Linked DNA regions of Homo sapiens: region 2 is linked to region 1. A link is a loop called in an ENCODE intact Hi-C map of the cell type or tissue named here. Cell type or tissue: breast epithelium. All regions are shown on one strand. Each heading gives the region's core, and the rest is flanking DNA. Links, peaks and the distances in the headings are about the cores only. Region 1 overlaps SLC22A5 (solute carrier family 22 member 5). Region 2 overlaps CARINH (colitis associated IRF1 antisense regulator of intestinal homeostasis).

Region 1 (8,285 bases), core at 273-8,272:
GTACATTACCTTGGGCAGTATGGCCATTTTCACGATATTGAGTCTTCCTATCCATGAACATGGAATGTTCTTCCATTTGTTTGTGTCCTCTTTTATTTCACTGAGCAGTGGTTTGTAGTTCTCCTTGAAGAGGTCCTTCACATCCCTTGTAAGTCGGATTCCTAGGTATTTTGCTCTCTTTGTAGCAATTGTGAATGGGAGTTCACTCATGATTTGGCTGTTTATCTGTTATTGGGGTATAGGAATGCTTGTGAATTTTGCACATTGATTTTCTAACCTGAGACTTTGCTGAAGTTGTTTATCAACTTAAGGAGATTTTGGGCTGAGATGATGGGGTTTTCTAAATATACAATCATGTCATCTGCAGACAGGGACAATTTGACTTCCTCTTTTCCTAATTGAATACCCTTTATTTCTTTCCCTTGCCTGATTGCTCTGCCCAGAACTTCCAACACCATGTTGAATAGGAGTGGTGAGAGAGGGCATCCTTGTCTTGTGCTGGTTTTCAAAGGGAATGCTTCCAGTTTTTGCCCATTCATTATGATATTGGCTGTGGGTTTGTCATAAATAGCTCTTATTATTTTGAGATACATTCCATCAATACCTAGTTTATTGAGAGTTTTTAGCATGAAGGGCTGTTGAATTTTGTCAAAGGCCTTTTCTGCATCTATTGAGATAATCATGTGTTTTTTGTCATTGGTTCTGTTTATATGATGCATTACGTTTATCGATTTGTGTATGTTGAACCAGCCTTGCATCCCAGGGATGAAGCCAACTTGATCATGGTGGATAAGCTTTTTGATGTGCTGCTGGATTCAGTTTGCCAGTATTTTATTGAGGATTTTTGCATCGATGTTCATCAGGGATATTGATATAAAATTCTCTTTTTTTGTTGTGTCTCTGCCAGGCTTTGGTATCAGGATGATGCTGGCCTCATAAAATGAGTTAGGGAGGATTCCCTCTTTTTCTATTGATTGGCATAGCTTCAGAAGAAATGGTAGCAGCTCCTCTTTGTACCTCTGGTAGAATTTGGCTGTGAATCTGTCTGGTCCTGGCCTTTTTTTGGTTGATAGGCTATTAATTATTGCCTCAATTTCAGAGCCTGTTATTAGTGTATTCAGAGATTCAACTTTTTCCTGGTTTAGTCTAGGGAAGGTGTACGTGTCCAGGAATTTATCCATTTCTTCTAAATTTTCTAGTTTATTTCCGTAGAGGTGTTTAAAGTATTCTCTGATGGTAGTTTGTATTTCTGTGGGATTGGTGGCGATATCCCCTTTATCATTTTTTATTGTGTCTATTTGATTATTCTCTCTTTTTTTCTTTATTAGTCTTGCTGGCGGTCTATCAATTTTGTTGATCATTTCAAAAAACTAGCTCCTGGATTCATTGATTTTTTTTGAAGGGTTTTTTATGTCTCTATCTCCTTCAGTTCTGCTCTGATCTTAGTTATTTCTTGCCTTCTGCTAGCTTTTGAATTTGTTTGCTCTTGCTTCTCTAGTTCTTTTAATTGTGATGTTAGGGTGTTGATTTTAGATGTTTCCTGCTTTCTCTTGTGGGCATTTAGTGCATAAATTTCCCTCTACACACTGTTTTAAATGTGTCCCAGGGATGCTGGTGCGTTGTATCTTTGTTCTCATTGTTTTCAAAGAACATCTTTATTTCTCCCTTCATTTCGTTATTCATCCAGTAGTCATTTAGGAGCAGGTTGTTCAGTTTCCATGTAGTTGTTCAGTTTTGAGTGAGTTCCTTAATCCTGAGTTCTAATTTGATTGCACTGTGGTCTGAGAGACAGTTTGTTGTGATTTCTGTACTTTTACATTTGCTGAGGAGTGCTTTGCTTCCAATTACGTGTTCAATTTTAGAATAAGTGTGATGTGGTGCTGAGCAGAATGTATATTCTGTTGATTTGGGGTGGAGAGTTCTGTAGATGTCTATTAGGTCCACTTGGTGCAGAGCTGAGTTCTAGTCCTGGATATCCTTGTTGATTTTCTGTCTCATTGATCTGTCTAATATTGACAGTGGGGTATTAAAGTCTTCCATTATTATTGTGTGGGAGTCTAAGTCTCTTTGTAGGTCTCTAAGGACTTGTTTTATGAATCTGGGTGCTCCTATATTGGCTGCATATATATTTAGGATAGTTAGCTCTTCTTGTTGAATTGATCCCTTTACCATTATGTAATGGCCTTCTTTGTTTCTTTTGATCTTTGTTGGTTTAAAGTCTGTTTTTATCAGAAACTAGGATTGCAACCCCTGCTTTTGTTTTCCATTTGCTTGGTAGATCTTCCTCCATCCCTTCATTTTGAGACAATATATATGTCTTTGCTCATGAGATAGGTCTTCTGAATACAGCACACTGATGGGTCTTGACTCTTTATCCAATTTGCCAGTCTGTGTTTTGTAATTGGGGCATTTAGTCCATTTACATTTAAGGTTAATATTGTTATGTGTGAATTTGATCCTGTCATTATGATGTTAGCTGGTTGTTTTGCTCGTTAGTTGATGCAGTTTCTTCCTAGCATTGATGGTCTTTACAATTTGGCGTGTTTTTGCAGTGGTTGGTACAAGTTGTTCCTTTCCACGTTTAGTGCTTCCTTCAGGAGCTCTTTAAGGCAGGCCTGGTGGTGACAAAATCTCTCAGCATTTGCTTGTCTGGAAAGGATTTTATTTCTCCTTCACTTATGAAGCTTAGTTTGGCTGGATATGAAATTCTGGGTTGAAAATTCTTTTCTTTAAGAATATTGAATATTGAATAGTGGCCCCCACTCTCTTCTGGCTTATAGGGTTTCTGCAGAGAGATCCACTGTTAGTCTGATGGGCTTCCCTTTGTGGGTAACCCAACCTTTCTCTCTGGCTGCCCTTAACATTTTTTCCTTCATTTCAACCTTGGTGAATCTGACAATTATGTGTCTTGGGGTTGCTCTTCTTGAAGAGTATCTTTATGGTGTTCTCTGTATTTCCTGAACTTGAATGTTGGCCTGCCTTGCTAGGTTGGGGAAGTTCTCCTGGTTAATATCTTGAAGAGTGTTTTCCAACTTGGTTCCATTCTCCCTGTCACTTTCAGGTACACCAATCAAACCTAGGTCTGGTCTTTTCACATAGTCCCATATTTCTTGGAGGCTTTGTTCGTTCCTTTTCATTCTTTTTTCTCTAATCTTGTCTTCACGCTTTATTTCTGATATCCTTTCTCCCGCTAGATTGATTCAGCTATGGATACTTGTGTATGCTTCACAAAGTTCTTGTGTGTGTTTTTCAGCTCTATCAGGTCGTTTATGTTCTTCTCTAAACTGGTTATTCTAGTTAGTAATTCCTCTAACCTTTTTTCAAGGTTCTTAGCTTCCTTGCACTGGGTTAGAACATGCTCCTTTAGCTCAGGGGGTTTGTTATTACCCACCTTCTGAAGGCTGTCATTTCGTCAAACTCATTCTCCGTCTAGTTTTGTTCCCTTGTTGGCGAGGAGTTGTGGTCCTTTGGAGGAGAAGAGGCGTTCTGGTTTTTGGAATTTTCAGCCTTTTTGCACTGGTTTTTCCTCATCTTAGTGCATTTATCTATCTTTGGTCTTTGATGTTGGTGACCTTCGGATGGGGTTTTTGTGTGGACGTCCGTTTTCTTGATGTTGATGTTGATGCTGTTCCTGTTTGCTAGTTTTCCTTCTAATAGTCAGACCCCTCTGCTGCAGGACTGCTAGAGTTTGCTGGAGATCCACTCCAGACCCTGTTTGCCTGGGTATCACCAGCAGAGGCTGCAGAACAGCAAAAATTTCTGCCTGTTCCTACCTCTGGAAGCTTCGTCCCAGAGGGGCACCCCCCAGATGCCAGCCAGAGCTCTCCTGTATGAGGTGTCTGTCGACCCCTGTTGGGAGGTGTCTCCCAGTTCGGAGGCTCGGGGGTCAGGGACCCACTTGAGGAGGCAGTCTGTCCCTTAGCAGAGCTCAAGTGCTGTGCTGGGAGATCCGCTGCTCTCTTCAGCGCCGGCAGGCACAACATTTAAGTCTGCTGAAGCTGCACCCACTGCTGCCCCTTCCCCCAGGTGCTCTGTCCCAAGGAGATGGGAATTTTATCTATAAGCCCCTGACTAGGGCTGCTGCCTTTCTTTCAGAGATGCCCTGCGCAGAGAGGAGGAATCTAGAGAGGCAGTCTGGCTACAGCGGCTTTGCCAGACTGCAGTCCCTGGGGGCTTTGTTTACACTGTGAGGGGAAAACTGCCTACTCAAGCCTCAGTAATGGTGGACGCCCCTCCCACCACCAAGCTCAAGAGTCCCAGGTTGACTTCAGACAGCTGTGCTGGCAGCAAGAATTTCAGGCCAGTGGATCTTAGCTTGCTGGGCTCCATGGGGGTGGGATCCGCTGAGCAAGACCACCTGGCTCCCTGGCTTCAGCCCCCTTTCCGGGGGAGTGAATGGTTCTGTCTCACTGGTGTTCCAGGCATCACTGGGGTATGAAAAAAAACTCCTGCAGCTAGCTTGGTGTCTACCCGAATGGCCGCCCTGTTTTGTGCTTGAAACCCAGGGTCTGGAGATGTAGGCACCCAAGGGAATCTCCTGGTCTGCGGGTTGCGAAGACTGTGGCAAAAGCATAGTATCTGGGCCAGAGTGCACTGTTTCTCATGGCACAGTCCCTCATGGCTTCCCTTGGCTAGGGGAGGGAGTTCCCTGTCCCCTTGCACTTCCTGGGTGAGGCGATGCCCCACCCTGCTTTGGCTTGCCCTCCGTGGGCTGCACCCACTGTCTAACTAGTCCCAACGAGATGAGCCGGGTACCTCAGTTGGATATGCAGAAATCACCCACCTTCTGCGTTGATCTCGCTAGGAGCTCCAGACCAGAGCTGTTCCTGGGGCTTTTACGTTTTTAGTGCTCATTTGTTTGGCATGGGGTGGGGGGCAATTCTATGAGGACATTTAGAATTTTCAGAACTATTTTGCTCATAATCAGGGGTTGCATGAGCATTAAGTTTCAAATCTCTTCAGTAGACGAACCATGCAAAATACCAATATCACTGTGTATTAGTATTTAGCAGTCTTATCCTTGATGTGGAGTGTATCCTCACACTTCCTCTATGAGAAGTCTTTTGTGAGACTTATTCCCAGGTAAAGAGCCAGTCAGGGGCCTGGCTGCTGCCCTCTGGCTGGCGCAACAGACAGATGATGTCCCAGTGTCTCTGGCGGCTTCTTACAGAACTCTGTCCCTGAGGTTATGTCCCTTCTTCATGAGGTGACACCTTCAGGGGTGGGTCTGCCTGAGAGCTCCAAAACATGATTTCTGCTGAGAAACCTGTGTCTGTCATCAGTGCATCCTCTGTTAATCTCATGAGATTTTATTTTCCAAAGTGCTTTTAAAGCAATGGCATAGAACATAAGGTGTTGCCAGTGCATTGCATCAAGCCTCTATCAGCCTAAAAGCCCTTTAGGAAAAGAATTAAAAGACAAACCCCCAGAAGAAAGTTCTATTGTGCTATTTACTACCTGGCAGGGAATAGGGTCTTGTGCCCACCTCATTGACCGTCACTTAGACCAGGTATTAAGCAGAATAATTCTCTTTGACAAACAACAGCCTTATGGAATCCATGAGAATGTTCAGGGAACCCTGACAGAGATAAGAACTAGTTTCCAAGAATAGGAAAAGATGGTATGGCAAATCTTTGCCTTTACTTTGATCTGTGGCAGGAAACTGGTTTTTAAGAAAATCTGGGTTGTTCCTCCACCTCCTTTTCTTTGTCTTTTATATTTCTGTGGGTATGCTGGTTTCTAGTTATACACATTAACTGAACACCTCATCACTCACCAACTCTGCCCCTGTGGCTACAGTTTGTGTATGCCTCTCTCCTGGAGCAGAGGAGATCCTTGGTCTGATAACACACTCAGTCTTCCCAAAGTCATGGCTCTAAGGGAAACAAGCCACACACGAATCCAACAGGCTTAGACAGAGGACTTGGAATTCCACATGCTTGGCTCAACCCTGGAAGTGACTTGGGCTCTTGCCTCACCACATGAAGAGCTCTAAGCATTCAGGTAATTATGGTTTTTGCCCTCAGAAGGCCACAAATGACTGGAATCAGTGGCATGGAGAATAAGAGAGAAAATGCAGAAACTATTCACTCCTGCTACAGGACAATGGGTAGACAGAACTGCAATTCAGATTCTAGAGCCCCTGGGAAGACAGTTAATCAGTAGTCCAGCACAGAACCATGTTTGAGGAGAGTGGAGAAGCCAACAGTGTTCCAGAAGACGTGCTGCCTTCCTTCTCCCCCAAGTTTGATGCTGCTTGTTTTGTTATGCAACATGCCCTTGAGTTTCTATCCAACACTGGAGCTTTTTACCCAGGTCCATCCACACCTTCTAGCCCAAAATGCCCTGTGCAAATTGTATATAGATTAAGACACCTCTTGTGCACCACACTCAACCCCCAATCCTCTCAGCCCACCACTTACTCCAGCCACTGTTGCAGTGACCAGTTCTGATGGGCTCTGGCAACCCCTACTTCAGCCCTGCAATGTATTCTCTCTTGCTTTCTACCCACGGGACAGAACTTATTTGGGACTCATGCATGTGCAGCCTGGAAACATGTGGAGCTGACACCTGTGGGCTGCCTTTACAAATGGATGCCAACAGAGAAATGCTTCCCCCTTTTACTCAAGGTACAGATGGTGTTGAGATGCATTTCATAAGCTTCTTCTGAAGTCCTTGCTGGATGGAGCATCCCTGCCTTTGGTGCTAGTCAACCTGAAAATGCATCTTTGTATTCAGCCTCCCTCCTTCCCTGTTCTCCTCCTGTCCTTTATTGCTGCTCCCTGGAATCTTGTCCCCAAAGCATAAACTGCTTAACTGCACAGAAGCACTTGTCTCAGTCTCTACTTTCAAGGGAACCCAAGATACATTTGTGCAAGAAGGCTGGCTCAGCCCATAGTCAATTAATAAAGTGAAGAATTCTAGTGCACAAGAATCAAATCTTAGTCTTAGAGATTAATCCCAACCATTGCTAGAATTAGCCCAAGCTGATACAGAGAAAAGGCAGATGACAGTGTGGCACAGGCTCACTAAATTCTAGAAATAAAGATTCTAGGCAGTTGCTGTTATTTAAAAAATCATTTTACTTATTAAAACTTTCTCATTTCCCAAGGCACTTCAGTAGCTTTCACAAAAACATGTTTGTTCTTTTTTAACCAGGTGAGGCATATGCTTTAGGAGTACCATGGTAACATAATCAGCAAAGAGAAGACAATTACACTGAACACAAAATATCACCCAATAAAGTTACAGGACTAAAGTGAGCTACTCTGAAAGACTATGAACACAATTTAAATTTCTTTTTTGTAATATCCTCCCATGACTAAGTATCAAGAAAGGAACACACACAATGACACTGTTTTTGGCACTTAGAGAAGTGCTAGAGGCTAGGGCTGGTAAGGCCTTGCACCAGTGGCAGCTGCAGACAATTGCCAGAGTGATTCTGTTTTAAAAAAAAAAAAAAAAAGACACAAACCAGGAGGCTAAGGAACCAGCCTTTCCCAAGTGCATTCTGAAGGGCAAATAACAAGGAGAAAAGGATACAACAACAAACAAATAAACAATAAAACAAAACCCACATTACAGCTTTGAGAGAAAAGACAACGTTGCTCATCTCTCTCACCTGATAAATTTCCTTTAAACCATACATAAGACGCTATAGTAGCAAGGAGGTTTCCACAGCAGTGGAAAACAAGAATAGTAGATTCAATGGAGCATTTATTATGAGCCTGGACAAGCCCAGTGCTTTGATCAGATGTAAACAAGTCTACTCAGTCGTCATGCTGAGTGGTCTTAAGAGCTCACACATCAGTGCACTTTGCTGGTGATCTGCATCTGCTCATTCTGCTCCATCTTCATTACCTTTCACTTTCCCTAGCTCTGCGCTCTCCTGCCCTGGGGAAGCAATGATCCAGTTAATGTCCTCTGTAACTGAGAAAAGGTAAGAATCAAACTCCTTGTGCAATTACTTCCTTTTCCTCTAAAGTTCACCACTAGAGGGGAGTGGGGAAAGGGGTGGGGGACTTAGACCTCTAGCCTTATTAGGGGCCTTTTCAAGTAGTCTAAAATTAAAATGTACATTTAGCATATGCTTCTCACATTCCTCCAGATCTCACTGGTTCTAGTGAAAAATTAACTGCTTTGGAGGTGCTGAGTCCATCATTGTAATAGTTAGGACTTAGATGAAGTTGTCTGTAGGTAGCCCCAGTGTCCCTAGAGGAAGGTGGTGCTCTAGGGCCATATGTAGCCTCTGAGTGTGGGTGCCCATCCAGGAGCAAGTCAGACAC
Region 2 (8,336 bases), core at 8-8,007, 61 kb before region 1:
ATCCAAGAGGATTTAAGGACAATTAAATATTTCTTTCCCCTCAGTGTGTGTGTGCGAGTGCACGTGTAAGAGTGTGTAGGGGTTGGGTCTTCCAATGTACCTTTGCCCTGGTTTGACCGTGGGGGGAGAGGGTGGGCAGGTCTCCAGGCCTGCCAGATGTAGACCTTTCCTAATGTCTACAGCAAATTTGTTCTTCAGTGTTTCTAGTATCAGTTTTTGATCAATCATTAATCAAAGTTGCAATAAAAAGATAATCTTCTCAGGACTAGGCTATAAAGGTCCTGGCTGCAACCTTAAAAAACCCTTCTGTGGAGGCCTCAGAGCCAAGAGAAAAGGGCGATGTGTCTGTGGCTGGATTTGGAGGTAAATGAACGTGCTGTCCCTCTCTAATTGGTGTGCACGAACATGAACTTCAGTCACTTGCGTGGCTATGGCCTCTTTCTTCATCTCTCCCTGCCAGTGAAGCTGGTGGTGCCCTGGCTCCCAAGCCAGGTGGCAAAGCTGGGGAAGGAGGCTGTAGTTGGGCCCAAATATGGGGGTCTGGGGGCACCTCCACAGGTTGTGACCACTGCAGCATGCTCTGGGGCCAGGCCTATGGCAGTGGAGGCAGGACAGCCCCCAGGACCACAGAGCCCCCATAGTGGAGGGAGCCACTACTTGGGCGGCTCAGCTCATTCCTGCTGACTTGCTGCTGTACAGGGCAGAGGGGTGCCTGAGACAAAGAGGAGACACACTTCTCCCACGAGAAATAAAGCAAGCAGCTGTTCCTCTCTTGGGCCCAGCAGGGGTCAGAGGCTGTGGGACCTTCACTCCTTCCCTCTCAGTGGAGAGGGCAGATCTGCTCTTTGGGGTGTGAGGGCACAGCCTCCTGACAAGCTGGAGAAGCAGGATTTAAGAGCTAGAATCAACGGAGAATGTGAGGCCCAGCATCAGGTTCAAGAAGCAAGGGGATCAAGGTTGGGGGGGAGGCAGGGAGCCTGAGCCTGGCGCAGCCCAGACCAACAGACTGAGGAGTCCAGAGAGCCAACATGCTCACTCGGCCATCGCTAAGATGTGTAGTGTGTGAGAAGGTGTGAGAGGTACTCGCGTTTCTCTCTCCAACCCCTTCCAACATATTATTGGGTCGTGGGTGCCATGTTTTTAGTAGACACATAAAATAAATGAGTATTTTCAGAGAAGTGCAACCCTGGAGGTGCAGGGGAGTGAACTCAGCCATGAGAAATCATTCAAAGGATTGACCTATGGAACAGGGATAGACTTGCTCTCCATGGCTCCAGCAGGGAAGCAGCAGAGAGGGGAACCTTTCCTGAAAGTCCAGTGTGACATCTGAAGACACACACACACACACACACACACTTTTTTGAGAGAGAGAACGAGAATGAAAAGATACACACTGATCTTTCAACAGTCGTTGTCTCTACCTGGTGATTGCGAATGATTTTAATTTTTTTCCTCTTGTGCTTACAGTATTTTCTAAAATCTCTAAAATACACCCAAATTACTTTCTTGTTATGGCAAAATAGACATAAAATGTCTACATCCATTTTAACCATTTTTAAGTGCAGAGTTCCATAGTATGAAGTACATTCTCACTGTTGTGCAGCCATCACCACCATCCATCTCCAGAACTTTTTCATCACCCTCAACATAAACTCTGCATCCACTAAGCAGTATCTCCCTGTTCTTCCTCCTTCCAGCCCCTGGCAACCATCCTTCTACTTTCTGTCTCTATGAATTTCACTATTCTAGGTACCTCATATAAGTGGGATCATCTGGTATTTTTCCTTCTGTGTCTGGCTTATTTCACTTAGCATAATGTTTTTAAGGTTCATCTATGTTATAACATGTACCAGAATTTCATTCCTTTTTAAAGCTGAATTATGTTCCATTGTACATATTCACCATATTTTGTTTATCCACTCCTCTTGTCATGGACATCTGGGTTGTTTCCACCTTTTGGCTATTGTGAATAATACTGCTACAAACACTGGTGTACAAATATCACTTTGAGTCCCTGCTTTCAATTCTTTTGGGTATATTCCTAGAAGTGGAACTGCGGGATCATATGATAACTAAGTTTTTGAGGAACCACCACATTGTTTTCAACAAAGGCTGCATGATTTTACGTTCCCAATAGCAATGCACAAGGGTATCTATTTCTTCACATCCTTGCCAACACTTATTTTCAGGTTGTTTTTGTTGTTTTAAAATAGCCATCCTAACAGATGTGAAGTGGTATCTTACTTATTATGGTTTTCATTTGCATTTCCCTAATCTAAATTACGTTTTAAAATCCAATCCTCTCTGAATTGAACCCTTTGTTCTTTATTTCTCAATAAAATGGACCTTGCCCCCTTTTTTTCCTTCTTTGTACCTATGCTCTGCATTTTAAAAAATTGTGGCAAAATACATATAACTTAAAACTTTACCATCTTAACCATTTTCAAGTGTAGAGTTCAGTATTAAGTATATTCACATTGTTGTGCCCTAACCCAAATATAGTATATAATGGCAAAAAGAAACAAAAGGCTCTCTAAAGAAAAAGAAAGCCGTGAATTCTTGGACCCCAGAGATGTTCACAAACAGATTGGATCAATCTCAGCAGGGACTTTCATTCATCTTCTGAGCATCTCTGCTGGGCTGGGCTCTGTGCCAGGCAGGGGTCTCCGTGGTGAGTGTGGCCTGGACTCTGCCCTTGGGGTTCAGCCTCTGTGGGGAACAGTTATACCCAAGGGCTGCTGTGGGCACAGAGGGACACCCTGTTGTGTGGGTGCGGCATTGGGAAGGGGCATAAGTGAGGTGGCACATGAGTTCAGGTGGGAAGGATGAGCAGACATGTACATGTGCAGAGAAGGGAACTGGCGTGTGTGGCTGGGCTGTGGCAGCACACCTCACAACCACCATTACAGGAGCATCTATTAATCATTTATGTCTGTCTCTCTACTTGATTATAAGCTGCATGAGAGCAGGGCTGATGGTTTTGTTCACTGCTGCATTGCTGCCATGCCCAGCACAGGCAAGTGTAAAAGAAACACTTGCTGAATAAATGAGTGGTTGATGACGAGGAAAAAGGAGACATTTCTTTCCAGAATCTTGGCTGTAAGCAGCAGACAGCATGGCTGTACTCCACGGGGAAGGCAGGATGGCAGGAAGCATTATACAGGTGATGGAGACAGGAGCACAGCAGGAGCCAGTGGAGAAGAAGAGTTTGAAGATTCCCTGGTTGAGAGAATGGAAGGGCGTAATTGCTGGGGAGAGGTCCCTGAAGAAAGGGGAGAGGCTGGGATGCAGGCTCAGTGGAAGGAGAGGAGTCTCCTTATGAGACTCAGATGGCCAGTGTGAAAAAGACAGAAGATACCAACTGCTGGTAAGAATGGGAAGCACACTGCATGGGGAACTCTCCTACACTGCTGGAGGCGTGTTCTTCCTGTTATTCTAGATTCAGACAGCACTCTGGTCGCTGGTTGGTGCAGGCCACCATTTGGGCCAATTAGAGGAACCCCAATATCTGCACTTGGACTATCAGAAATGAGAGCTCTACGCCCAGAGCAATTTCCAAGATGGGCCTGAATCCATGAGTCATGGCACTACATGGAGCCCAGGGTTGGCTCTGAGCCTAACAGCCTCCAAAATGTCAACTTTGTTCACGTGCCACTTTGTCCCTCATCTCATGCCATGCAGCTGGCAGGACTTCAGTTGACAGAAGGTAGACCCTGCTCTTTTCAAAAAGCACACAGGACAGGTGCTGATAGGCCAGCCCCTCCCACTGAGCTCTAGTTACTGCGGTGAACTTCACCAGGAGGTTCAGCGCCCACTGTGGCTCTGCCTGAGGGGCCTCTGTGCACACTCAGTCCAGGCACTAGCATCCCAGCGCCTGGCCAGTGGTCCAACTCCAGACTCACTACACAGAGCCCCTTGCAACCGATGTGTGCCAACATGGAGCCCACACAGGGCAGCTCAGCGTGACACCTGCACAGCTCAAGACTGAGGGAAGGAAATGCATCTTCTTTCTCAAGTTGGAAGAGGCTGTACTGAATTACCAAATGGCATTATACTCTCTGTGGGGGAGCACAGATGAGTGTCCGGCAGTCCCTGGGATGATGTTACAGTCCAGAGGTGGGGATGAGATGAGCCCAGATGATGCAATGGGGATGCAATCAAGACACGATGTCATTAGAAGCCACAGTGTGTTCTCTCATGCCACGTGTTTCCCAGCTTAGAGGAGTAAGGGGTCGGGGGGGGGAGTGGCCCCCTGGGACCCTGCTCTAGGACGCATGCATAAGGACCCACATGCAAACGCACAGAATTCAAGAGCTAGCCAGGCCTGGACCCATGTAGGAGAGCCCCACTGGCTGATTTCCAATCTGGGACAAAGGCCACAGACAGGAGGCCTCCCTTGGCCACACCCAGGTCCCCAGAACATATGCTCCACTGTCCCCAGTCTAACCACAACCCCATATGAGCTGTGTCCCATTCATGTTGGCCTAGAAACTGGGAAGTACCTGGCATGGGGCCCTCCGCTTCCTCCCCATGACTGCCTGGAGCTCTGGGGAGACCACCAAGGGGCCATTTTTGTGGTTAGGAAATGTCTGTGGCAGCTGTGGACACCACAGGCCCTCCCTGGACCCTTCTGAAGTAGAGGTCACATTCCTAAAGATTCTTAACTGCCAGCTCCAATTGCTTCTTCCTGACAGGCTCATCTTAGTAGGGAGTGAATATAATCTTTTCCCAGTTCCACGAGGTCCTCTCAGATCCAAAATGCTCTAAGTTCAAAGGCAAATCATGAAGAAAGGGAGACGCAGATACTAATTTGTGGTTTTAGTTCAGTGGTTTTCCACCTTGGCTACACAGTAGAGTTACCTAAGGAGCTTTTTAAAAATACTCATGTCCAAATATTCCAACAGGCACTTTGCAAAGAGAAGATCTAAATGGCTAACAAACATATGAAAGGTTGCTCAGCTGTATTAGTCATCAGGGAAATGCAAATTCAAACCACACTGTGATACCACTACATACCTGCCAGAATGGCTAACATGAAAAAGATAGAAAATATCTATGGTTGGCAAAAATGTGAAGCAACCAGAACTCTCATACATTGCTGGAGGGAGTGTAAATGGGTACAGCCACCTGGGAACATTATTTGGCATAAGGTACTAAAGCTGAACATACTCATACCCATGCTTCCCCAGCAATGGATATACATGTACTCCAAAAATACACACTAGCATGTCATTGCAATAGTCAGAATAGTTCCGAATTATAAATAACAACTCGAATATCCAAAAATGCATCACAGTAGAATGGATAAATCGAGGAATATCCATAGAGTGGAATACTCTATAGCAAGAAGAGTGAATAAACTGCAGCTCTAAGTAACAACTTGGATGAATCATCTCACAAACACAACAAGAGGATATATACTGCCTGATTCCATTTACATCATATAAAGTTTGAAAACAGGAGAAATGACTGTACACCATTAGAAGCCAGAATGGACATTAGCCTTTGGAGCCAGGTAGTAAGTGGAAGGGGTACCAGGGGTTGCTGGTGATGTTCTGTTTCATGATTTGGATGCTGGTTACTCGGGGTAAATTCATTTTGTGAAAATTCACTGAGCTTTACACTTATGGTTTGTGCTTTTTTTTTTTTTTTTGCATGTATGTCATCCTTCAACAAACACTTAAAAAATGTTTGAAAACCCCATCAATTCAGTCAGACTCTTTGGGTGGGAGCAAGATCCAGGCATCAGTATTTTTTAATATCCCAGATGATGGTAATATGCAGCCAGGATTTAAAGTCACTGGTTTAATATCTTGGGAAAAGCAGATCCACTCAAGACCTCACAGGGTCCTGACAAAGGCCACTTCCAGCTCAGTGGAGTGAGACACTGGGGTGGGAAGATGTCCATTTTTTGGATGTGGGTCAGTCTCTTGCACAGGCAGAGGTATTGCAGCATGCTGTTGTAATGTGTATCTTCCTTGGCAGTGTCTGTTGAAAGCTGGTTGCATCAGTTTGTAATGGGGTGTAATGGCAACAAGGTGGGCCCAGCCCCCCCCAGGAAGTGGATCACTGAGCACAGCTTCTACAGGGCCATTTGTAGAGAGGTGGCAGCTGGGCTTCCCAGGGGCTGCCACCCAGGGCAGAGCCAGTGCTGAGGCTCTGACAACCTCGGCAGGGTGGGGAGAAGGCCAGACTCAGGGTGTTTATGTTTGTGGGTAATGACAGTCAGCTCTGGGCTCCAGATGATGCTTACTCCCTGGCCTCTGTGTTCAGATTAGGAACTTGCAACATCTTGCTGAGGACCATGTCAGGCTCAGCTCTAAGTGCTGTGGCTGAGAATTTTCCTTCCTCTCTGTGTGGTTAGTGGCAGCCTCCCTAGCAATGGCTGACCTCTAGCATACTCTGTCAAACTACAGGCAGCTGGGACAAGACAGGACATGGGGCTCACAGACAGGTATTCCACAACCTGGGCCCTGTCAACCCTCCCAGAAATGCATGGGCCATGAACCTCCTGCTGTGGGAGGGGCAGTGCAGAGAAGTCTCAATAAGCTTCTCTTGGCCCTCTGGGATCTCCACCATCCACAGTGTGTAGGGCTGAGCTGCAGGCTGGGTCTTCAGGTGGTGTCCCTGCACATCTGCTTTGCAGCGTGGCGTCTATAGAGCAAGAGTGAACAGGAAGGGGCCTCGGGCCTCCTGTAGCTCTGCTGGGCAGGGACGCTGCGGGGCCTCAGCTGGGCTTCCTTGGCTAAAGGGCACAGAGTGGCGTAGGCTGCAAGAGGACAAGCTAAGCTGATGAAGGCTCTATCACTCAAGGGTAGCCATGTAAAAAAAAATCCCTACAGGTAAAAGAAGCATGAATAAGACAGGCGGGGCATAACAGTGTCTCCCCACTGAAGCTGCAACTCTCTGCTTCACTGGCTTCAGCCTCCTCTCTGTGAAATGGGGGCAATGTCCCCTAGGCCTTTTCCTCCTGTCCAGTAGGGCTGAGGGTCTACAGGCCAGAGGGAGGCCTGGGCTCTGAGGCCTGTGCCTGTGTGGCCTCTGGCTGGGACCTCAGCCCCCATGTGCCACGTCACCTCCCTTGTCTGTGAAATACCACAACAGCAGCTCTTGCCAGCCAGTGACACTACCCCTTCCTGTTGTCTTCTTTACAAAGCATTTATGAAATGCTTCCTTTTCATGCTTCAGGAAACCGGTGGCCAGGAGGAGTTCTTGATTTCATTTTCTTCCCTAGAGATATGTGTGCTTCGAAATACACAAATTAAACAAAAACGAGGGCTGACTGGGACCAGGAGAGTGAGTGATCCTGGCTTCCCTTGATTTACATGCTTATTTTCCTTCTCAAATCACTCCAGTAAGTACAGAAGTCACTAATCTATTGCCCTCTATTATCTGCATTATAGTTAAAAACATCGACATGAACAAACAAAAGCCCTTGCGTAGCCTAGAGAAGTCACAAAGCTCACACCCAGACTCTCGCCTAAGAGAGTCTCTCAGGGCTCACTCAGGGACTATTTATTCTTGTTTTATTTTTTTAAATGTTGATACCCTCTCTGCTTGAGTATCCTTGTTTTAGATGCAAATCAGAAAAGGTTGCTGTATTGATCACAGTCCCAGCAGGAAACAGATGCACACTCCACTGGTAACAGGAGAGACTGAGGAAAGGACCGTTTCCAAGGGTGAGCAAGATGAAGAGAAACCCTCAAGGAAAGGTGAAGCATCCTGCAGCCAGCAACAGTGGGAGCTGTGACCACCAATCCCCAGGGAGGAGGTGGGAGGGCTCCTGGAACCCAGAGAGACCAGTAGGAGGGGACTGCCGGCAGGAGCTGTGGTTTTAGGGTGAAAAACACAGGCACTATTGACCTGAGACCTGGCAAGGGAGGGAGCTGGGGGGATAAAGCACCTCCCATTTCCCCTCCCAGCCTCCAACCTCTGGTCAGGGGAGGGGTCTTCAATTGGCCAAACCCAACTGGAAGCTTGGGGACCTGGAGCCTGGCTGATGGAATCCACAAAGGTCAAATCCTGGGAGGAGTGGGAAAGAGCAGAAAATCAACTGGAGCAGGGATGTGTGGGGGGGTGGCAAACAAACAATGCCCGGCAGAGTCACCGGGGCTGGCCATTTGAAAAGAGTACATCAGAAGCTAACGTGCTGTAATGTGGCACTCTCACCACAAATACATAGGATGAAAGGCAGCCAGGGACAGAGGCGGCCACGAAGAAAGGTTTAAAGAATCCCAGCAAAATGACTGGGGTCCTCATTATGGAAGAACAAATAGCTTTACTTAATAATTCCAAGGTAATAGCTTAATAGCTTAATAATTCCAAGGTAAACAAGT

What was found. Hi-C counts contacts between places; a loop is a spot of excess contacts. Peaks named below come from ENCODE experiments on the same cell type or tissue, not always from the same donor. Only the 100,000 strongest peaks of a DNase experiment are listed, where the experiment ranks them.
Region 2: a loop joins it to region 1, with 12 times the contacts of the local background. A loop is called at or near these places in 7 of 110 quality-filtered maps.

Annotation. Positions count from the first base shown.
Region 1 is chr5:132,394,392-132,402,676 of GRCh38, reverse strand. It overlaps SLC22A5 (solute carrier family 22 member 5), which reads right to left. Exons shown (of 10, transcript NM_003060.4): 10 at 7,065-8,285. Among named protein-coding and RNA genes, the nearest start is that of CARINH, 12 kb to the left of the region's middle. In breast epithelium, for the core only: no CTCF peak of the experiment used is centred there; a DNase peak (open chromatin) is centred at 5,936.
Region 2 is chr5:132,455,445-132,463,780 of GRCh38, reverse strand. The region is part of intron 3 of CARINH (colitis associated IRF1 antisense regulator of intestinal homeostasis); the gene reads right to left. Among named protein-coding and RNA genes, the nearest start is that of IRF1, 31 kb to the left of the region's middle. RefSeq lists enhancers at 5,871-6,100, 6,028-6,697, 6,698-7,368 and a silencer at 7,647-7,839. In breast epithelium, for the core only: CTCF peaks have their summits at 3,185 and 3,384; a DNase peak (open chromatin) is centred at 7,120; H3K27ac peaks cover 4,987 bases.